2 separate regions of the Homo sapiens genome follow, and region 2 is linked to region 1. Evidence: chromatin loops called from intact Hi-C (ENCODE). Cell type or tissue: heart right ventricle. All regions are shown on one strand. Each heading gives the region's core, and the rest is flanking DNA. Links, peaks and the distances in the headings are about the cores only.

Region 1 (16,766 bases), core at 1,075-9,074:
TTGAAAGTGAGACAAAAGCCAACTGAAAGAGCCGAAACTGGAACAACATGAGCTAGCCCAAAGTATAAAATAAACATCCATAAATCCTTACTGATATAAATAAATGATTTAATAAATAAACAATTGGGGAAGAAGACACACATCTTCTGTGCAGAAGAATTACAAATGACTTTCGTAGATATTTTGCCCTCGAGGAGGAAGAGCATGGCTCCACACTCATTAATCGTGGGCTCAATATAGTCACTTTCTTTACTATAGTGAAGACACAGTATGGAAAGGGTGAGGGTAGGGGAAAAGTAACTACAAAGTGGAGAAGCCTGACAAATACTACCTCAGCAGAAGATCAACATAAATTGTTATATCATATTGATAGTATATACTCTCGATAAGATACAATAAAGATGGCAATTCTGTGGTCTTTCTCCCCAAAACCCATAACCCTAGTCTAATCATGAAATAAATATCAGAAAAATTCTCATAGACATTACAAAATACCTGATCAGTATTTGCAAAACTGTCAGAGTCATCAAAACTAAGGAAACTCTGAGATATTGTCACAGCCAAGGTTTGAAGATATAGCCCTAAAAAGTAAAGTTTATTAAAAGTTAAAAAGATGAAACCACAGAAAAACTAGAAGAGAAATGTAGGGTTTTTATTTTTATAATGGAGAAGGACTTTCTAAGTGTATGACACAGCATATAGAAACAATCAAAGAAAGGATTTGTACTTTTGACTCTAAAAATTAATAAACTTTTTGGAGCAGTTTTAGGTTTACAGAAAAAAATTGAGTGAAAGTACAGAGAGTTTCCGTATACTCTCTCACCCCACCACTTCCCTATTACTAATATCTTGCATTAGTATGGTACATTTGTTACAGCAGATGTGCCAATTGATCCACTATTATTAACTAAATTTCGACCAGGCATGGTGGCTCACACCTGTAATCCCAGCACTTTTGGAGGCCGAGGAGGGTGGATCACGAGGTCAGGAGTTCAAGACCAGACTGGCCAAGATGGTGAAACCCCGTCTCTACTAAAAATACAAAAATTAGCCGGGCATGGTGGCAGGCGCCTGTAATCCCAGTTACTCGGGAGATTGAGGGAGGAGACTTGCTTGTATATTCAAACATTTGAAGAAGAAATAATACCAATCCTACTCAAACTGTTCTGAAAAACAGAGGAGGAGGAGGAGGGAATACTTCCACACTCATTCTACAAGGCTGATATTACCCTGATACCAAAATCAGACAAAGACACATAAAAAAAAATAACTACAGGCTAATATCTCTGATGAATACTGATGTAAAAATCCTCAAAGTACTAGCAAACCAAATTCAACAATACATTAGAAAGATCTTTCATCATGACCAAGTGGGATTCATCCCTTGGATGCAAGGATGCTTCAACATATGCAAATCAACCAATGTGTTACATCATATCAACAGAATGAAGGCTAAAAATTATATGACCATTTCAATTGATGCTGAAAAAGGATTTGATAAAATTCAACATTCCTTCATGATAAAAACCCTCAAAAAACTGAGATAGAAGAAACATAACTCAACATAATAAAAGCAATATATGACAGACCCAAAGCTAGTACCATACTGAATGGGGAAAAACTGAAAGCCTCTCCTCTAAGATCTGGAACATGACAAGAATGTCCACTGTCACCACTGTTATTCAACATAGTACTGGAAGTCCTAGCTAGAGCAATCAGACAAGAGAAAGATATAAAGGGCATCCAAATTGGAAAGGAAGAAGTCAAATTATTCTTGTTTGCAGATGATATGGACTTACATTTGGAAAAACCTAAAGACTCAACAAGAAAACTATTAGAATAAACAACTTCAGTAGAGTTGCAGAATACAAAATCAACATACAAAACTCTGTAACATTTTTATATGCCAACAGTGAACAACCTAAAATAGAAATTTAAAAAGTAATCCCATTTACAATAGCTACAAATAAAATTGAATACCTAGGAATTAACCAACAAGTGAAAGATCTCTATAATGAAAACTGTAAAACACTGATGAAAGAAATTGAAGAGGACACCAAAAAATGGAAAAATATTCCATGTTCTTGGATTGGAAGAATCAATATTGTTACAATCCCCGTACTACTCAAAGGAATCTACAGATTCAATGCAATGCCTATCAAAATACCAGTGACATTCTTCAAAGAAATAGAAAAAACAATCTGAAAATTTGTATTGAACCACAAAAGACCCAGAATAGCCAAAGCTGTCCTAAGCAAATGAAAAAAACTGGAGGAATCATATTACCTGACTTCAAATTATACTACAGAGCTACAGTAAGCAAAACAGTATGATACTGGCATAAAAACAGACACATAGACCAATGTAATAGAATAGAGAACCCATGAACAAATCCACACATCTATAGTGAGCTCATTTTTGACAAAGGTGCCAAGAACATACACTGGGGAAAAGACAGTCTTCAATAACTGGTGCTGGGAAAACTGGATATTCATATGCAGAAGAATGAAACTAGATTCCTGTCTCTCACCATATACAAAAATAAAATCAAAATGGATTAAAAACTTAAATCTAAGACTTCAAACTATGAAACTGTTACAAGAAGACATCAGGGAGATTCTCCAGGACATTGGTCTGGGCAAAGATTTATTGAGCAATAACCCACAAGCACAAGCAACCAAAGCAAACACAGACAAATGGGATCACATCAAGTTTAAAAGCTTCTGCACAGCACAGGATACAATTAACAAAGTGAAGAGACAACCCACAGAATGGGAAAAAATATTTGCAAACTACCCCTCTGACAAGGGATTAATAACTAGAATATGTAAGGAGCTCAAACACCCCTATAGGAAAAAAATCTAATAATCCAATCCAAAAATGGGCAAAAGATTTGAATAGACATTTCTCAGAAGAAGACATACAAATGGTAAACAGGCATATGAAAAGGTGCTCAACATCATTGATCATCAGAGAAATGCAAATCAAAACTATAATGAAATCTCATCTCATCCCAGTTACAATGGCTTATATCCAAAAGACAGGCAATAACAAATGCTGGTGAGGATGTGGAGAGAAGGGAACCCTCGTACACTGTTGATGGGAAGGGAAATTAGTACAATCACTATGAAGAACAGCCTGGAGGCTCTTTGAAAAAATGAAAATAGAGCTACCATAGGACCCAGCAATCCCACTGCTGGGTATATACACAGAAGAAAGGAAATCAGTATGTTAAAGAGAGATCTGCACTCTTTGTTGCAGCACTGATTACAATAGCCAAGATTTGGAAGAAACCTAAGTGTTCATCAACAGATGAATGAATAAAGAAAATGTGGTACTTATACACAATGTAGTATTATTCAACCATAAAAATGAATGAGATCCTGCCATTTGCAACAACATAGATGGAAGTGGAGATCATTATGTTAAGTGAAATAAGCCAGGCACAGAAAGACAAACATCATATGTTCTCATTTATGGGATCTAAAAGTCAAAACAATTAAACTCATGGACATAGAGAGTAGAAGGATGGTTACCAGAGGCTGGGAAGGGTAGTGGGGGGCTGGAAGGGAGGTGGGGTTGGTTAATGAGTATAAAAAAATAGAAAGAATGAATAAGACCTACTATTCGTTAGCACAGTAAGGTGACTACAGTCAATAATAACTTAATTGTACATTTTAAAGTAACTTAAAGAGTGTAACTGGATTGTTTATAACTCAGTTGATAAATGCTTGAGGGGATAGATACGCCATTCTCCATGATGTGCTTATTTCACATTGCATGCCTTTATCAAAACATCTCATGTACCCCATAAATATATACACCTACTATGTAACCACAAAAATTATTTTTAAGAAATACAATTTTATTTGTTCTAAATCTAATGTCCTTTCTGCTGGATAGTACTTAGCAAAAAGCATAAGTTGTCATAAGAATGACAACTTATGGAGCCAAGTGTGTAATAATTCACTTAGGAAGGAGGGGCAAACTACACATGATCAAATTTATTCAACAACAAAGAATGATATATGGACATTTTATTTTCTGCATTTGATGCCAGACAGATAAATAATTTATTTGCCAGTTAAAGATAGTAATAATATTAGTATTGAGAATCAAGTACTGCAGGAAACTCTTTACATGTATAATTGCTTTTAATATTTGCAACTATTGTATGAAATACATATTAATATTCATATTTTTGGTTAATCTTAGAGCCCACATTTGAGCTCAAAATGATTATTGATTTACTAAATTATACAGTATAAGAAATAGCTTAATATTCTGACCTCTGGTTTTTAGGAAGAATTTAATAGGCCAGCATTTTCAACTTACACAGTAAAGTCCAACAACAACAACAACAACAAACAGTGTGGATTAAATTTTGCAAAGAGAATTAAAAGCCATTGTTCAAAATTAGTGAATGGTATTCTCGTGAAGAATTTATCTATGCTCCATTGTAGAAAAATGTGGTGAGAGAGCCACCTTGTGTTTAAGTTTTGAAAATACACATTTTTGAAACATTCAGTTGCAGGGTTCTGTTCTCAATTTACGGATTACTGAAGTAACTTCAGCTACTATATTCTATGAATCACTGGATTCATTATTCTAAAAGGCACAAAGACAAGTGATGGCAGAGTCTGTCTATGCCTCTTTAATTTTTGAATTCTATCAGTTAGCACAGTGACACTCATGAAGCAGATTCTCAGCTAATTTCTGTCAAATGTAATTTAACCGTTATTCTCTTACTGGGAAATAGCAGGATAGAGAAAATGGAGGATGAGGGGAACTTTGAGTAGATGGTGGGGATGGTAGGGAGAGCAGGGAGGAGTGAAGAGCCACAATAGCACCTTATAGCATCACAAAGCTTTAAACTTCTGCAAAATACTCTCATTTCTATCAGCATAGTTGAAAAAGTACATGAGACTGAGTGCAGAATCTCTAATTAAAAGGTGAAAAGTTTTGAATTCTCCCTTCACAGTATTGGTTCTTTCATTCAGTCGACAAAACATATGTTATTTTCATACCAGAGATTCCCTACTTACCCCTTATCTGCTTCAGCTTACTGTGATATTACCTATCAACCCAATAATCACTGAACAAATATTTGTGGATTGCCTACTATGGACCACAAGTGTCCTAAACAGTAGGAATCAATAGTAAGCAAAACAAAACAGTCTCTGCTGTTGTAGCCCTAATAGCCAAGTGGATTTCTAAAGTAATGAAATTACCACTACTATTGCTGTCCATCTTGGCTGTTGCTGGTGGCTACCAATATTATAGTCAAGGCTTGAATGCGCATGTCAAGGCTCTAATATTTGCAATGAAACTTCTATCTTCTATTATGTCAGCAGCCATTGGCAGCACAGTTGCTGAAGCCTTGGAACACTACTTACTGAGTTTTTACTCCTTTTATTGCTAATCTCTTGGTCTAAGACTCAAGCCTAAGTACTAAGAGGATAGACTGGAAGATAGAGTAAGAAAAGCATTGTCTTATACCACACAATTGTACCACACATTGTCTTATACCAAAACAATATAATTTGACTCCCTTTCCTTAGGATGTTCTTTCCTGGAAGATTTGCATGGACATACTTCTTATAGTTCCCCAGATATATGCAGGTGTGCCTTACTACTTAGGGCAGAGATTGCTTAGGCACATGGTAGGACCCATACTATTCTGTGCTTTAGGAAAGTCATTACCAAGTTTTGAAATTCATTTGGCTTAATGAGTGAGTTAAAAGTAAAGGCTCACACCTATAGTCCCAGCATTTTAGGAGACCAAGGGGGGTGGATCACCTGAGGCAGGTGGATTACTTGAGGTCAGGAGTTCGAGACCGCATGGCCAACATGGTGAAACGCCGTCTCTACAAAAATATACAAAAACTAGCCAGACATGGTGACGCGTGCCTGTGATCCCAGCTGCTCAGGAGGCTGAGGCAGGAGAATTACTTGAGCCTGGGAGGCGGAGGTTGCGTGAGCCGACATCGTGCCACTGCACTTCAGCCTGGACGACAGGGCAAGACTCTGTCTCAAAAAAAAAAAAAATTATATTTTTCCTTTATATAATTTTATTTAAGGTGCTTGGCTGCTTTATTAATATCTTGTAATTTCAAATTAAATATTATTATTATTATTTTTAGAGACAGGGTCTTGCTCTGTCACTCAGGCTGGAGTGCAATGGCATGAGCATAGCCCCCTGCAGCCTTGAACTCTTGGGTTCAAGTGATCCTCCTGCCTCAGCCTCTTGAGTCAATAGGACTACAAGGCACACATCACCATGCCTGGCTTAAATATTATTTTATTTTAATAATTTCAACTGAGAGAATAATTCCAAAATGAAAGCAAGGGATTTTAAAATAAATTTATCTTTTATATTTCAGAATGTGCTACTCTTCATAATATAATAAAAGGGCTACAACAGACCATTGAATATCAACAGAATTTGAAAGGTAAGTTAGAAAAAAAAGTAAAATCTAAAAAAGCATTGTGTATTTGAGCACCTTTAAAAATAGGAAGTTTTTACATGGTTGATAATAAATTTCAATTTGTCAGCTAAAAGAGGACTCCTTACTACTTAAAAATACTTTCCTAGATGATTATGAAATAAGAAATGTTATCCTGAACAGAACAATTCAGTCATGTTCTATCTGATAGTGACATAAAGGGATGTTTTACATAGGTCATATAGTTATTACCTTCAAAAATTTAGAACTCTATTTATTCTCAGTAGCATTCTTGGTCTTTAATAATCTTGTGTTCAGTTTTGAAGAGTGGATATTACTAGTTAAACCATAATTTTTTATTTAAACCACAGTGATAGTTTACCATTTAATTTTTTTGTCATAGACTAAGACTATATTTGTGCAAGTGAAGTCAACACATTCAGCTTATCTTATCTGTAACAATCATGTTAATCAAACAGGCCTACCATTCACAAAACAGACCAAGTATTTTGTGCTGTTCTGACTCAGCTGTGATGGCTGTGAGATTTTCTTCTACTATATCAGAGATTAGACTAAATTGCCTTAAAGGCCCCTTCCACATAAAACTCACATCAAATAAGCATTTCTCATCTTAGACCTCTGCCTTTATTTTAAAACAAGCACCTTATATATGTGAGATAAAATATTGATCTTATATGTGATTCCTGTAATTTGGAGTGTTAAAAAGGGGCACTCATGCTCCTATTTCAATGCCAGGGCTCAAAACAACTTTTCCCTTCCTTGTGACTAAAATACCACACCCAGCTGGGTTCTCTATTCTGTTCCATAATCTACATGTCTTTTTTTTTTTAACAGTGCTGTACTGTTCTGATTATTGTAGCTCTATAATATATTTTGAAATTAGGTAGTGCAGTGGCTCCAGGTTTGTTCTTTTTACTCAAGATTGCTTGGGCTATTTGAGGTCTTTTGTGTTTCCATATGGATTTTAAGATTGTTTTGTCTACTTCTGTAAAGAATGTCATTGGCATTTTGATAGCGATTGCATTAAATATGCAGATCATTTTAGATAGTATGGACATTTTAATAATATTCTTCTAATCTATTTATCTGTGTCTTCTTTCATTTCCTTCATCAATGTTTTATTACTTTCAGTGTACAAGATTCTCACCTTCTTTGGTGTACAAGATTCTCACCTTCTTTGGTTAATTCTTAAGTATTTTTATTGCCATTATGTATAGGATTGTTTCTTAATTTCCTTTCCAGATATTTTGTAATTTGTATATAGAAATGTGATCGATTTTTATATGTTGATTTTGTATACTGCAACTTTACTGAATCTGTTTATTAGTTCTAATAGGTTTTCTAAGTATATAGTCATGTCATCTGCGAATATGGATAATTTTCTTCTGTTCTGATTTGGATGCCCTTTATGTCTTTCTCTTTCCTAATTGCTCTAAGATTTCCAACACTATGTTGAAAAGAAGAGGCAAAAATGCTAAACACACTCCTGAACAATCATTGAGTCAAAGAATAAACCAAAGGAATTTTTAAAGTATCTGAGACAAATGAAAACACAACATACCAAAACCTATAGGATACAGCAGAAGACATTTTAATGGGGAAGTTTATGGCTGTAAAGCCTAAATTTAAAAGGAAAAAATATATATATATCCAATAAGTAATCTATCTTTACACCTCAAGGAACTAGAAAAAGAACAACAAATTAAGCCCAAAGGTACTCAAAGGAAAGAAATAATGAAGATTATAGGATAAATCAATCAAATAGAAAATAAAAAACAACAGAAAATTTAACAAAACTAGGAGTTTGTTTTTTTTGAAAAAATAAACTAAATTGACAAATGCTTGGCTACACTGAAAAAAAAAGAAAGATGTCAATATATAAAAGCAGAAATGAAAGAGAAGACGATACAACTGAAATCCTAGGGGGCGTGAGGAGGATAATAAGGGACTATTAAGAGCAACTATATGCCACCAAACTGGATAACCTAGAAGAAATAGTCAAATACCTAAGAATATACAACCTGCCAAAACTGAGTCAGAAATAGTCGGAACACACCAATGACAAATAAGGAGATTGAGTAAATAATCAAAAATCTCCCACCAAAGAAAAGCCCAGGATGAGGTGGCTTCATGGGAATTCTATTAAACACTCAAAGAAAAAGTAATACCGCTTTTTCTTAAACTCTTTCAAAAAATAAAAGCAAAGGGAACACTTCCAAACTCATCCTATGAGGCCAGCATCACCCGGACACCAAAATCAGACAAAGACACTGCAAGGAAAGAAAATTACATCCCAATATCCCTGATAAACACAGACTCAAAAATCTTCAATAAAATACTATCAAATAAAATTCAACAGCCCATTAAAAAGATCATATATCCTAACCAAGTGGGATTTATCCCTGGGATGCAAGTATGGTTCTGTATACACAGATCAATCAATGTGATACACCATGTGTTTTCTATTTATTATCAAAATGAATAGAAAAAAACACATGAACACCTCAATAGATACAGAAAAAACATTTGACAAAATTCAACATCCACTCATGATTAAAACTCTCATGAAATAGGCATAGATAGAGAAGATAATAGGCATGGAAGGATCTTGCCTTAACACAATAAAGGCCATAGATGAAAAGCTCACAGCTAACATCATAATCAATGGGAGAAAACAGAAAACTTTCTCTTTAAGATCCAGTACAAGGCAAGTACAAGTTTTAAAATAGCCTTTCTTGGCCGGGCGCTGTGGCTCACGCCTGTAATCCATATCCTGGCCAACATGGTGAAACCCCGCCTCTACTAAAAAAAAATACAAAAATTTGCTGGGCGTGGTGGCACATGCCTGTAATCCCAGCTACTCGAGAGGCTAAGGCAGGAAAATCACTTGAACCAGGGAGTTGGAGGTTGCAGTGAGCCGAGATCGCACCGCTGCACTCCAGCCTGGCTGCAGAACGAGACTCCGTCTCAAAAAAAAAAAAAAAAATAGCCATTCTTAAAAATGAATATTGTATGATGTCTCTTGCAAATAAATGATGACTCATTGAGTTCACTTTCCCAATGCTTTTACAAGCCTTGATTGAGCAAGGTAATAGATAAGAACTATCTATATTTGACCATTTTCATCCAATTGATTGCCAAGATAGTATGATTAATCTGCTTATTTAAGCTACCCAGTGGTTTCCTTTCCAATAGCTCTTTTCTCTCCTTAACAGGAAACGGTTTTTCTTTTTCAGACATTCACCCTTCATTCACTTAACCATATGCCTCAGGGGAAGCTGATCGCATCCAAGCTCCAAGGGAGTTCTTTTGGAATAATTTTCCTCTCTCCCAAGAGATGGACTATGTTCTTCTGGTTGTTATAAGACTGTATATAATGCCTAAAATTGTTTCAGATTTCTTGTTTCTAGTCTAAAAATCATGCCAGCAGGATGATTTTGGAGGATAGCAAGAAAAGTAAACTAAAAGGATCTGGTTTTTTGGTAACATTATTGAGCTGATTAATCAATTACCCTTTGGGTTTAAGAGACTTTTCAGTTACAATGAGAGAAATGCTACCTTCCTTTAGTCTTATCAATGAATCTTTTCAGTAGGGACTTATGGATTATGTAAAAGATAATTCAATGAGATGTAGAAAAAAATTGCAATTCTTATTTATCTTTATTTTCATCTGAAAATTCAAAGCCAGTCATCTTACAAAAATTTAATAACTGGGATAATATTCCTTTTTCTATCTATAAGTTAATTATATGTCACGCATGATACACAAGGTTCTTTCTCTGAGGAGAATGGGAGTTCTAAAACTGAACAATTGCATGTTTACTTTTTCCCCTAGTTTCAGTGTATGGCCATGTAGTACAGTTTATATGTTTCTGGATAAGAGGATTGATAGATAAAATTAGCTAGTTCTAATCAAACTAATCCTTTCAAAATGGACAAGTAGTTTTAAAAAATAAAACATATATTGAGGACAATAATAATTACAATAATGCAAGCACAAGCCAACAATAAGAAAGTATCAGAGCTGTCACTTCTCCTACCCCCATACAAGCTCTTTATCAGGCATATTAAGTTAAAAAGTAGTGAAAGTCTGTTAGACTTGAAAAAATGTCAGCCAACAGTGGCCAATTAACTGATTTTGGAAAATTAATTTATGGAAAAACCATTGTATCTTTAGAAATGGTTCCACCATTAAGCAACTTCAGGGCTGAAAATGTGTCCCTTTTAAGTATTCTCACTTGCACATAAAACTTGGAAATAGAATTCTAACTTTAATGAAAATCCTTCAAACGTACCTCATCTTTCTGGTAAAACATATAAGGATCTCAGAAGTTGTCACGCCCTGCTAACAACAAGTAAAACATTGAGCAAACTGAAAAATCAACAATTCTTAGACTTTTGATCAGAGAACTGAGGTCGCAGGACAAACTGATGCATCTAAAATTGGAGACAGGGAGGCAGACTCAGAGAATCACAACTTAACAAGAGCAGAAACCTCCCTGTTTGTCAGGCTAGGAAACCCTAAAATGTAATTTTGATGAATTGCAGATGGCTCATTGTAGTCAAATCTAAGAGATTAAAAATTTCAGGGGACCCAATCCCATAGGAGAGCCCCTATAGTTTTGTAAGTTTTACCTGTGAGAGCTCTACTAAGATCTCACAGTTAAGATATGAGAAAAATTCCCTCATGTTGTTGGCTGGAGGAGAAGAAAAGTAACCATTTTGAAATAATCCACAGCTTCTGTTCTTAACAAAGCCTGACTTGAAAGAAGCTATTTTATCTGAGCCTAAACTACTGGGGTTTTAGCCGAGGATAAGCTGCCTTAGGGGAGGAAAATATCCTATTTCAGCTCCCCCTAGCCTTCCCAACTCTAGCCCATTCTAGCCATCCCATCTCACCAAAGGGGAGAGGGACTAAGAAGCATGTGGGTAACTCACAGTCCAAAGACACAGGCTTACTGAAAGACTGAGACCTAATCATAGGACTATAGAATACTTCTCCTTCTGCAACACCTTAGGCGTTTTTACTGGTACTTGGTCTTGAGCTTTGTACAAAAAATTACAAGGCACACTAAAAGAAAAAAAATAGGCAGTTTGAAGAGACAGAGAAAGCATCAAAACCAGACACAGAAATGGCAGGGATATTGGAATTATTAGACCAGAAATTTTAAAAAACTACAGTTAATATGCTAAAGGCTCTAAACAGTGTAACACAAATGAAGAATGCCTTTGTTGGACTCATTAGTAGACTAGACATAGCCTAATGAAAATAATTTCTCAGTTTCAGGAAAGATTCTCTGAGCTTGAGAATATGTCAATAGAAACTTCCGAAACTGAAATTTCAGAAAAAAAAAAAAGACTAGGAAAAAAGTAACAAAATATTCAAAAACAGTGTAATAACTACGAAAGCTGTAACAAACACTTAATGGGAATATCAGAAGAAAAATAAAGAAAGAAAGGAACAGAAGAAACATCAGAAGCAATAATGACTGAGAATTTCCCCTAATTAATATCAGATACCAAACCACAGATCCAGGAAGCTCAGTGAACACCAAGCAGGGTAAATGCTCAAAAAACTACCCATAGGCATGTCATATTCAAACTGTAGAAAATAAAAAACAAAGAAAAAATTTTGAAACAAGTGAGGAAAATTATTTACCTATAGAGGACCAAAGATAGGAATTATACCCAGCTTCTTCTCAGGAACCATGCAAACAGTAAAGGAGTAGAGTGAAATATTTTAAAGTGCTGAGAGAGATAGAATAAAACACCAACCAATAATTCTGCATCCTGCAAAATTATTGTCCAGAAAGTAGAAATAAAGACTTTCTTAGACAAAAATTGAGGGTATTTGTTGCAAGTATACCAGCCTTGCAGGAAATGATGAAAGAGGAGAGAAGCAAAATGATATAGGCCAGAAACTTGGATCTACATAGAAAGGAAGAACATTAGAGAAGGAATAAGTGAAGGTAAAATAAAAACTTTTATTTTTCTTATTCTCAATTGATCTAACAGGTAACAATTTATTCAAAATTATAGCAACAATGTATTATTAAGTAATTATAGCTTATGCATAAGTGAAATGCATGACATCAATGACATAAGGAATGAGAGGAAGGAATTATGAATACTTTAGTATAAAGTACTTGTACTACCTGAGAAGCGGTATAATGGATTTGAAAGTGGACCTGAATTCATTGTAAATGTATATTGCAAATTCTAGGACAATCACTAAAAAAAAAAAAAAACTAAAATTAGAAGTATAATGGATTTGCTAAGAAAGAAGAGAAAATGGAATCACGTGAAATACTCAAAACCATAAAAGGCAGAAAAAGAATAGAAGACAAAAATAGGATCAAAGAACAAGGTCTATGAATAGAAAAGAGTAACAAATACGGTAGATATTAATCCAACTTTATCAAAAATCACTTTGAAAATCAATAGCCTAATACAGTTTACAAGACAGAGATTATCAGAGCGGATCAAAAAACATTACCCAACTATATCTTTCTACAAAAAAAGTCTACTTTAAATATAAAGGCACATATAGATTAAAAGCTAAGGGCTGGAGAAAGATATGCCGTGCTAACACTAAGAACACTGGAGTAGCTATCTTCATTTCAAACAGCAGATTTTTAGAGCATGAAAAATTATCCAGGATAAAAAGGGGTATTACATAATGATAAAAGGGTTAATTCTCCAAGAAGACATAAAATTGTTTTATTTATGCATCTAGCAAAGGCATCAAAAATATGTGAGTCAAAGATTTATAGAACTGCAAGGAGAAATAGATGAGTCCACTATTGTAGTTGAAGATTTCAACATTCTTCTATCAGAAAATCAGTAAGGACACAGTTGAAATCAACAATAACATCAATCAATTGACTATAATGGACATCTATAGACTATTTCATCCAACAACAGCAGAATACACATTCTCCTCAAACTTAATGAATACTCACCAAGATAGATCCCATTGTGGTTTATAAAACACACCTTAGCAAATTTGAAAGACCAGAAGTCATACAATGTCTGCTGTCAGGCCACAATGGAATTAAAGTAGACATCAAAAACAGAAAGGTAGATGAAAAATCTCAAAATATATGCAGATTAAAGAACACTTTTAAATAATACAGTGGTCAAAAAACAAATATCAACAGAAAATTTAAAATATTTTGAACTAAATAAAAATACAATTTATTAAAATTTGTGAAATGCTGCAAAAACCACAGTGCTTAAAGAGATATTTATAGCGTTAAATGTGCATATGAGAAGACAACAAAAAACTAAAATTAATTTAAGCTTCCACTTTAGGAAATAAGAAAAAGGAGAACAAATTAAATCCAAAATAAGTAAAAAAAAGAAATAACAAAAATAAAGCAGAAATTAATAAAATTGAAAACAAGAAATCAATAGAGAGCAATGAAACTAAAAGCTGTTTTTTTGAAAAGATCAATAAAATTGACAAGTCTGTAGCCAGATGAACTAAGGAAATAGGAGAGATTACTCAAGTTAATAATATCAGAAATGAAAGAAAGGACATCACTACAAATGTCATGTTCATTAAGAGGATAATAAAGGAGACCAGCCTGGCCAACATGGTGAAACCCCATCTCTACCAAAAATACAAAAATTAGCCGGGCATGGTGGTGTGTGCCTGTAATCCCAGCTACTCGGGGGCCGAGGCAGGAAAATAGCTTGAACCCAGGAGGGGGAGGTTGCAGGGAGCTAAGATCGCGCCATCGCACTCCAGCCTGGGGGACAAGAGCAAGACTTCATCTCAATATAAAAAAAAAAAAGAAGAAGAAGAAGATAATAAAGGAATACTCTGAACAACTCTGTGCTCAACTCAAATATTTGATAGCCTATGTGAAATGGACTAATTTCTTGAAAGACACAATCTGACAAACTGAAACCATCATCAGAATTAAGATTTGTATTAAATATGACCCTTAAAAGTGTAACACTTTTCCTATCGGTTTCTCATCACAACCTTTGAAAACTAATAGATTTTAGATCTTTACTTAATTTTAATACTTTGATATAATGCCTCTGCAAGTTTTATATGTGGACCCTATTTCCAAGGCTCCTTTCAATGTTACTGTACTACAGAACAAACCTTCCTAAAGCATTGTTCAGATAATGTCAAAAATCTTTACTGATTTGTCATTGTTTTGTTTAGCTAATTCTTAGTTTTGTTTATAGTCAAGGTTTTAATTTTAATACTGTGGTTTAATACCTCTGCAATAGTTTCATAAGTGGACTCTATTTCCAAGGCTCCTCTCAACTTTACTATACCACAAAACAAACCTTCCTAAAAGCATTATTCAGATAATGTCAAAAATCTTTACTGATTTGTTGTTTTGTTTAACTACTTCTTGGTTGTGTTTATAGTTAAGGTTGTAGAGGGGAAATTGTAATAGGATGTCTATTGAGGCTTTTCCTGTTTACCAGGAATTAGTGACTAGGGCACATGCCACAATTAACAACAAAATAGCTACATATTTCCATATTCTAGTGACATCTGCTAAAAAGTCGCCAAATGTTGGAGTGAGTCCAGACTGCATATATTTGCTACAACCACCTAAAGGACTGGAACCTCGAAGTTAAATAGAGAATTTTTTACCTCTCCTCATTTCCTGTCTCCACCCCCCAAGAGATGACCCAGAGGAAAGACAGGGAAGAGCAACTAAGGAGGAAACTAAGACTTCTTTCCCACTTCTATTGACTCTTTACAGCCACTGATCTAGCCAGTGATAAGGATCATGAAAACTTTCAATCAAATAGGAAATTACAGTTTTAAACCGACCTGGATGTTTAGTAATCAAAATTAACCACAGGGTTTTTAAAATTTGTTAAAAATATTAAGGTATTGTTTTCAGTTACCCAAACCAAAAACCTAAAAAGAAAAGGCTCCCCCTTTCTCTTTTGCCTCCTCTATCTAAAGGGTCACTAAATTCCTAGGTAATTCTATCATCTAAATAATAATTCTCCTCATTGCTTCCTTTTTTCCATACTGCCGCTGACGTAATTTAGGTTCCTGTTATCTCTTACTTGACCTATAGTTACTGATCTCCATTCCTCTAGGGTCAAAACCCTCTCATTCATCATCCACATTGCCAGATAATCGTTTTAGCATGTAACTCTCATTATTTCACTTCTGCACTATTCAAAATTCTTTGATGACTCCCTGTAACCTCTAAAACCAAAATCCAAAATTGTTCATCTAGAATATGTAGAATATGTCTACCTAGTGATAGGATCCCAACCTATATAGCATCTCCTGCTCACACTTTACACTTCAACAATACCGTACGTGAATTGTAGTTTTTCCAAGCTATATTCACTCAAGCCCATGGTCTTCTGTGCGATTTTCTGCATTTAGAATGCTCTCTCTTAACATGGGGTAAGCCTATCACTTAAATCTCGTCTCAAGTAGCTTCTCTTCTCTAAATCCTTTCCTGACTTCAAGCTGCCCTAGGTTTTCTTTTTACAGGTTCCTGTAGTATTTCAGATATACTGCCATTAAAGAGCAATTATCATAGCATATTATAACTACTAACACATTTGACTCAGCACTAGGCTGTAAGTTCTTTGAAGAGCAGTAACTCTTTTCACTTTCATATTCTCAGTGTCTAGCATGGTGCCTGAAGTGTAGCAGCTGCTGGATGCATGTTTGTTGAATGCATACATAATGGAAGCTAAAATGTTGAACATATTTTCATATTAATTGAAAAGTGCTATATATTATGATGTTCTTTGATTATTCTTACACAGGTGAAAATGAACAACTAAAAATAAGTGCTGATCTTATAAAAGAGAAGTTAAAGTCTCATGAACAGGTGAGTTTATGTATCATTCTATTCAGTCAAGTCCCTGTGGAGATTTATCTTTTCAAATTAGGAAAAAAAAAGAGGTTTTTAAATTAATAAACACAGCCAAATGTTTGTGGGTGTGTGTGTGTGTGGAGATATACGTATATATGCCAAAATCTTTAGTAAATGACAATTTGTTTTCAAAGCAATACTAGTTTTAAGAGTTTTTTTTTTTTACAAAATATAATGTACTAACAAATAACTTGCATTACTTTTTCTTTCTACCAAAAAGAGATGCAGTTATTTTGCTACATAATTTTCAATTATGTTAATAGAGGTTTTACTCTAGTAAACTCTATTTGTTACTACTTGTGAACTTTCTTATTATAATGTAAATGAATCTATACTCTTTATGATTTGGGTAATCATTACACCATTCCAATACAGGGGGCATTTCATGTGGATCACAAATTATTTCTCTCCC
Region 2 (8,000 bases), core at 1-8,000, 760 kb before region 1:
GTAAACAGGCCACCCAAAGTACTGGTTAAAAACAAGAATGCTATGGAATGACGATGTCTATGGTTACTCAAAGTATTAAGAATGATCATAGTACCTCTTTCCCAGAGGGTCGTTGTGCACACAAAAAGAGTTATAGTAGTGCAAGGCTTAAATAAGTGCCTGCCGCACAATGAGCACCATTAAAGAGTGGCTCTCACTATGATGATCCTAACCTAACCTTGCTATATCTTCAAATTCTTTAAAATATTTTGATCAACAAAGAGATATCTCTTGAAGACTCAATCATATACCAGTAAAAACCATCAATAGGAACTTTGAAATTAAGACATTTCCTTTTATGATTGCCCAACTAAGATTTTTATTGAAGGATTTCTTTCCCTAATATAATTTTCTGTGCAAGGTAGAAGTAGCTATAGCCTTTTAGATCCTGTTTACTTTTGCATATGTGTGATAAGAGAGATGTGTCTGTGTTAAATAACGTTTTTTCCTTTTTGCTGCTCTGTATCTATGTCATCTATCTATACCATCTGTCTCTATATCTATCTATATTATCTATATCTATCTATATTATCTATGTCTTCAATGTTGCCTTCACGTGTACTCCAATAAGTGCGTGAGACATAGTGGTGTTCAACAAATCCTTGAAAAACTAAATAAATGAATAGGCTCAGATAATATAAATTTTTCTTCAATTTCAGTATACTCATGCCCTGGTGCTTAGAAGCAAACTTGCTGAGATGTTATCACCATCACCTTTTGTTTATATTTTGCATTTTGGCTTATAAAGCACATTTAGATTGTATTTCTATAATGGCACAATATATGTTGGGCATGTATTTTGTGATTCCAGTTTTACATATTATAATTGGATATGTTTTTGTAACGTAACCTGCTTAGAAACATTTTCATAAGTTATGTATTTACCCATTTTACCCTCAGAACGATTTAACGAGATAGATTATACAATCACAAAGTCTTTTCAAAGGAGAAAAAATGAACTAAGTAACTTTAAGCAACTCAGACAATAATAGAATTAGATAAGTTGTGGAGTTGAGGCAAAAATAGAGATTTAACACTTCACTTTGTCTTGAGTTACATGCTTATCTTGGGATCACCTCTTGTGTGATGAAGGATGCAGTGTTGTAATTGGCCAGACCTGACACATAAGACTTACCATGGAATTTTTTAACTACAGACACTTAAGAATGAAGGAGGGAAGAGCTATTCAAATGAAAATGTGGTACTGTTTTCAGAAGAGGAATTGAATGTTGGCTTGGTAAAAATGATAGATGAACATCGTACCATCTAGCTAGCTTATTACCACAGATGCCTGTAATTTGGCTTTCTGTATTTATTTATTTATTTATTTTTTAAATTACACTTTAAGTTCTAGGGTACATGTGCACAACGTGCAGGTATGTTACATATGTATACATGTGCCATGTTGGTGTGGTGCACCCATTAATTCTTCATTTACATTAGGTATTTCTCCTAATGCTATCCCTCCCCCTCCCCCCACCCCACAACAGGCCCCAGTGTGTGATGTTCCCCACCCTGTGTCCAAGTGTTCTCATTGTTCAATTCCCACCTATGAGTGAGAACATGTTGTGTTTGGTTTTCTGTCCTTGCTAGTTCAACCATTGTGGAAGACAGTGTGGTGATTCCTCAAGGATCTAGAACTAGAAATACCATGTGACCCAGCGATCCCATTACTGGGTATATACCCAAAGAATTATAAATCATGCTGTTATAAAGACACATGTGCACGTATATTTATTGCGGCAATATTCACAAGAGGAAAGACTTGGAACTAACCCAAATGTCCATCAATGATAGACTGGATTAAGAAAATGTGGCACATATACACCGTGGAATATTATGCAGCCATGAAAAAGGATGAGTTCATGTCCTTTGTAGGGACATGGATGAAGCTGAAAACCATCATTCTGAGCAAACTATCACAAGGTTTTCTGTATTTCTGTAGACACCTCCTTGTAAAATCATTTATTCCAAGTTATTTTATCACCCATTTCCTTCCTCCAATGTCCCATACACATACTTCTGCATTTGGAAACAGTCTTACCTATTGAAACTTTTTTTAACTTAAGAATTATATTGTAATATCTTTGGCAAATTTAACTTTCACAACCATTAAATTTGTTGATTTTAAATTAAGAAACAAAAGATCAAAATAATATGTGTGAGAGAAAGTGGGTAATTTTCTTAAGGTGAAGAGTAGAAGTACAAAGGTGGGTATATTCGAGAGGTAAAAAAAGTCTATTTAAGAGATCTAGAATCCTAAAATAATGTATGTAATACTCAATCGATTAATGAACAAAAATAGCAGAAATGTTTAAATACATAGGACCATAGAATAATACATGTAAGTTTAAAAATCATTAGGACTGGAAAAAAATTATTTGGTTTTGAAAAGTTGGTCACTTGTGCAGATTCAAAGCTCTTTCCTCTCTGACATATAGGCTGTCTTTTCTATTTCAGATAAAAATGAATTAGAATTGAGTAGGAATAACCATAAGCACACAGTCTTGATTCCAGTTCAATTTCTGCTACAAGGATAAAAAAAACAAACCACAAGAAGTTTCTACGCTTCAAATTCTTCTTCTGTAGAATGGGCGGTGGTGAGGTAGGGTGGTGAGTTAGGGTCAACTTACATTCGACTCTACAATTCTTAGTGATGCTTTTGAATTTACAGTTGGAATGGACACTAAAACCATGTTTTTCATCCTCTTCATCTTATAGATGTGGAAACTGAGGGACGGAGGCATTGATTGATTGATCTAAATGAACACATAGCTGGTTATTTTCAACACTGGTTAGCAAATTGCCTGAAACAATTGATGAAAACTTGCTGCAGGGGGGTGGGTAATATAATGCTTCTCTCTCACCTCATCATCTCCAAACTTTCAGCCATTCATGTTCCATGTTATTTTATTCTAAATAAAACATCTTGGAAGAGGAAGGCAAAGTAGAGAAGAGAAGATACAGCCGGAGAACCTGAGGGTTGCTGGAGAGGACTCATCTTCTGATGTAATATAACAGTGAAGCTCTTTCTAAGAAATTGAAACAGAGTTTTACCTTGTTCTCCCTTGTTCAAAGTTCAAATTATAAACTTTATTTGCTTCATAAGTATACTTTGTGATGGCTATACGTGCACAGTTCTTAGGAGGGATTTTGAACTGCACTCTAATGCAGTGCTTCCAACTTGGCTTATCTTGAAAGCTAATTGAAGTGAAAGACTATAAAAACATTTACAAACCATTTTCAGATTTCTGAAGGTGTTTAAAATGAAGATTTATATTTTTCCTTTCTCCACAAGTTCCTAACTCAGCTGATATTCTCTAATCACTGAAGAAATCTCTCTTCTCATTCTGAGTCCTCCATCTGAACTTTTATTGCATATTGGCTACTTTTCAGAGAATAATGCTCTTAACTGTTGGGATTATTTTGCTTGAATATATTTTTGGCATTATTTCATTCTGAGGAAGAGGGTTTCCTCCATGCTTTATTCCAGCTGTACAGAAGTTGATCAAATCTGTGCTGTATCACCCCTTCCTTACCAGTAGGGGGCAACTGAGAATTTTTAACCAAGTCTTTTAAACTCATTTCTATTTAAAAGAAGCCACAGTGGTCAAGTTCTATTTGTTTTTGACCTCCTCTTCTATCACCCAAGCAAACTTTTTAGATTTCCTCTTTAAAAAAACCAGTGACCCGCTATTGCCTATCAGTAACTTTTCAACCCCTTAGCCTGGATCCTAAGGCCCCCTGTGACCTAACATTTACTGATGAAGCCCTGCCTCTCTTCCCCTCTTTCCATATTGAGTGCTATCATGTAACTAGTGTTCCCAAATGTTTGGCTCTTTTGTATTTATGCACCTCAAAAATATATTGACATATGTTGACATATTTTTGAGGTGCACAGATACAAAAGCTTAGCTTAGCCTAAGCTGAAAGCACTGCCTGAGTTTTCATAAAATCAGTTTCACGAAATTACAGTTCAATTACTACATTTCTATCATCTCACTAGTCAAGAAATACTGACATTTCCTCTTAATATCAGTAAATAATTTTTAAAAACCAGAAGTTCTTCATGGAAATGCTAACCAAAAGTTTATTTTCTATTATCTTAAAGGAGAAAAACTGTAATGTGTTTTATATCATGCCAAGGACCCCTAATTAATTTCTAAAATGCTGCTACAATATATCAAAGTACCTACCTATAAGCAAGAATTATGTTAGGCTACAAATAGTTAAACCAAACAGCAGTTACTTTACATAAAATAATATATGTAACATACTATGATCTAAACACCTTGGCAACATGGAGTGGGAAATAGTATATAGCAATAAGTAAATTTCCTTTAAAAGTACAGCGAAAAATTACATTTAAAAAGTCAATTTTTTGTCTAAACTGTTACTCATCAAGTAATGTGTAAATATGAAGTTTGAAGAAAGTTGAGAAGGAAGAAAGGAAGAAGGGTCTTAATAGCCTTTGTTTGACACTGGTTGTGGAAAGTATTGCTGGGGGCAAATTGGGTAGTAATAGAGAAATTTTAGGCAAACCATCAGTTTCAGAGTAATTAATTGTGATTCTCCTTCACTTTGGTTCTGTTGAAGATACACAAAGAAATGCTTTGCAGAATATAGCCAAGGCTTTAAGATAAAACATTTGCAAAATGGAGCTTTGCCTACATTCCTAAGGTTCATGCTGATATATATATATATATATATATATATATATGTATATACACACACATACATACATATATATACATGACATATATACATAAACATGATATATATCAATATTATATATATCTATATATTTTTGGGAGGGATACAATACTTATTATGTGTTGAACTGCCTCCCTTCACCCAAATTCTTATGTTGAAGTCCTAAGCCTCACTACTACCTCAGGATGTGATCTTATTTGGAAATTTACTTGCAGATCTTTACAGAAGTAATCAAGTTAAAGTGAGGTCATTAAGGTGGGCCCTAATCTGATGTTACTGATGTCTTTATAAAAAAAGGACATTTGGACACAGAGTGAGGCCCTGTCTCTAAAAAAATAGTATGAAACAATGTATATTGTACTTTTTATGAATGATTTATGATATTTTCATTTTTATCATATTTTTACTGCCTATGAATTGACTTTAGATTCTTAACCTCTTTTGAGATGTAAAGATCTGCAAATAATTTGTATTAAAAGTAATTTAAAAAGTATTAGCCATCTTCTAAGACGTGTAAATTTGCAAACTACTCAGGGGCAGAAATACATATTCTTTCTATTTCTTAGACACAGTATTTAATAACTACTAACTACATATTATCCGTAGATAAGTGTTACTCCTGAGGGAGAAAACTTTTCTATTGCAAACACTCCTTGATTAATCTGAGTACCCAGTCCCTTGCTTAATCTCTGTAGCTTTCACAGGTTGGACAATTCCAATAGTTCTAATGCAACATTCACTTTCACCTAGAGCTAATAAACGTTTGATTCTTAGGTGATCCAACTCATTGGGCATCAATAGTTTTTTAAATATATTCAAGCATTATTGCAAAACTATAAAATATTATGTCTTTTTGTACTTGAACAGTAAGAGTATCCTACTGGTGGAGTGGCGCCAACATATAGTAGACTAATCCCAATTATTTCTAGAATTGGGTGGTAGTAGGGGCTGCTCCCTAGTTAGTATTCGCATAGGAAAAGATCTACTCAAGCAAAACTTTTTTTCTAGTCATTTGTTTTCATTTGGGATCATGAGACAGTTAATAATTTGGAGTAGGTACAGAGAAGGGAAAGAACAGCCACAAGAAAAGAAAAAGAATTAATAATGGACTCAGGAAGAATCACATGAAGATGACTCTCATTAAAAATCAATGAGACATTGTGATGTTACCATTAAGTTATTGCTAAGAGAGTTGGAATCCAGAGAAAGTTGAGTCTACTGGGTAACATGCCAATAATAGGAAATACATTGGACACATATTTGCCCAGGGATAATTTCAGTTAATGATGCAACAAAATCAATAGGTGAAGGGTGTTCCATTATCTTACATTAAGCTAACCTGTTTTAATGAGGAGCAAAGTATTGAGGTACCAAGGCTGCATGACTCTGACCCTTGTTTTGAGTTTTAGGGAGCTAGACATACCAGCCTGATTGCTTTCTGTTTTTCCTCCTGATTCTAGAAAAGGAAATTCTGTGACCAGAGCTCCTAAGGGTAAATTTGGGCAGGCTGTTTGAAAATGTTTCAGGGGATTTGTTTTGATATGCACCATGGATCCTTGTCCGGATTTCTGTACTGATTTCTTCCAACTGACTATGGTCCTAACTGTGACCCCTGCTCCTCTGTGCCCTAAGACTTTGTGCCTACAGACATGTCTAACTAAGTAAGAGTCATAGGAATCACACCCATGATCTTGGTTATATTGCCTCTTTGTGTGTGGGGGAATCTCTTTTAATCCTCCTGTCCAGAAGTGCCTTAACATGGATTTAATTATTTAATCATTAATATTATCATGTTTTTCTAAACTCCATAAAATTTTTGCTTGAATTTTTAATGTGTGATTCTTGGATTTTTAGTATTTGACACTTTAGATTTCTAATTACGTTTTATTGACTGTAAAAGTAAGCTGATCTCTGTTCCAACACTGTCCCAGGTTGATGGGAGAGCATGAGCTGGATCCACCTATTGTGTCTTAGGCCAGGCAAGGGGTTTCATTCCTTTCTAGATCACCATCTATTGCCCAGAGGTCTGCCATTTTCTCTTTTCTAGAGAGATACAAGTGTTCTGGACCATTGAAAGGGAGATTATTCTATGTATGGTAGATAGGATGGAGGTTAAGTAAGTTTTTAAAGCACATAGGCCTCATTCCCGCTAGACTTTCAATAGGTAATCTCCTATCTACTGTCAATGAGAAGGGCAACAGAGGCAGTGCTTCAGGGCAGGTGCTGTGCAGTTATCATTTAATGAAGACTGCAGTATTTCTAAGCACTAACACCTGATCTGGCCACTGACTTAGCTCTTATTTGCTCCCTGTTTCTCCCTAATCTGTTTAACTATCCATGTCTGACAAAGTCAGGCCAATTCTTCAGTGTCTAGACTTTAACTCTTGCGTTCCTTTGGCTTCCCTTCTCTTCATCCCCTACCCTGTGAAACCTTTACCTACTCTGGGAATTGGAGTGTGTGTGTATGTGTGTGTGTGTGTGTGTGTGTGTGTGTGTGTGTGTGTTGCAGAGGGGACTTCAATCTTCTAAATATTTTCCATCCTTCTTTTAGACTGTGGCTTTGGAAAACTTTTCTACTTTTGTTATCTGATTTTGAACTGCTAGGGCTTAGGGGTACAAGTGACTGAATCACAATGGGCTAAGTGGAGCTTATTTCAAAATGATTTTTTAATTTTCTGACTTTAAATAAAATGACTACTTGTGGAACATGTTTAGCACAGGCAGTCTGTGGATGTGGGGTGCAGCAATGATGCTGCACATCTCTGTCTCATCAGTCACTGGACTGTTACATAATTGCTTGTTCATAAGTCTTTCTCCCATAGAAGACTAAGTGTTCCTTTTAGTTTAAATTTTAAATTAAATAACATCAATTTATCATTTCAACCATTTCTAAGTGTGCAGATTAGTGGCACTAAGAACATATATGTTGTTATGCAATTATTACCACCATGTATGTATCTCCACAACTTTTAAATCTTCCCAAACTAAAACTCTATACATATTAAATGACAACTCCCAATTCCCTCTCCTTTCATTATCTGGCAACCACTGTTGTACTTCATGTCTCTATAAATTTGATTACTCTAGGTACCTTAGGTAAGTAGAATCATACAGTATTTGTTATTTTGTGACTGTTTTATTTCACTTAGCATAATGTCACTTAGCATAATTATAAGGTACCTTGATTAGGTACATTAGGTAAATAGAATCATACAGTATTTGTTCTTTTTTGAATCTTTTATTTCACT

The links. Peaks named below come from ENCODE experiments on the same cell type or tissue, not always from the same donor. Only the 100,000 strongest peaks of a DNase experiment are listed, where the experiment ranks them.
Region 2: a loop joins it to region 1, with 7 times the contacts of the local background. A loop is called at or near these places in 52 of 110 quality-filtered maps.

What each region holds. Positions count from the first base shown.
Region 1 is chr5:42,763,214-42,779,979 of GRCh38, forward strand. It overlaps CCDC152 (coiled-coil domain containing 152), which reads left to right. Exons shown (of 9, transcript NM_001134848.2): 4 at 6,384-6,452; 5 at 16,245-16,309. Among named protein-coding and RNA genes, the nearest start is that of CCDC152, 15 kb to the left of the region's middle. In heart right ventricle, for the core only: CTCF peaks have their summits at 4,483 (motif pointing left) and 4,692; no DNase peak of the experiment used is centred there; H3K4me3 peaks cover 102 bases.
Region 2 is chr5:42,002,159-42,010,158 of GRCh38, forward strand. It overlaps a transcript of FBXO4 not described here. Among named protein-coding and RNA genes, the nearest start is that of FBXO4, 81 kb to the left of the region's middle. In heart right ventricle, for the core only: a CTCF peak has its summit at 3,578 (motif pointing right); no DNase peak of the experiment used is centred there.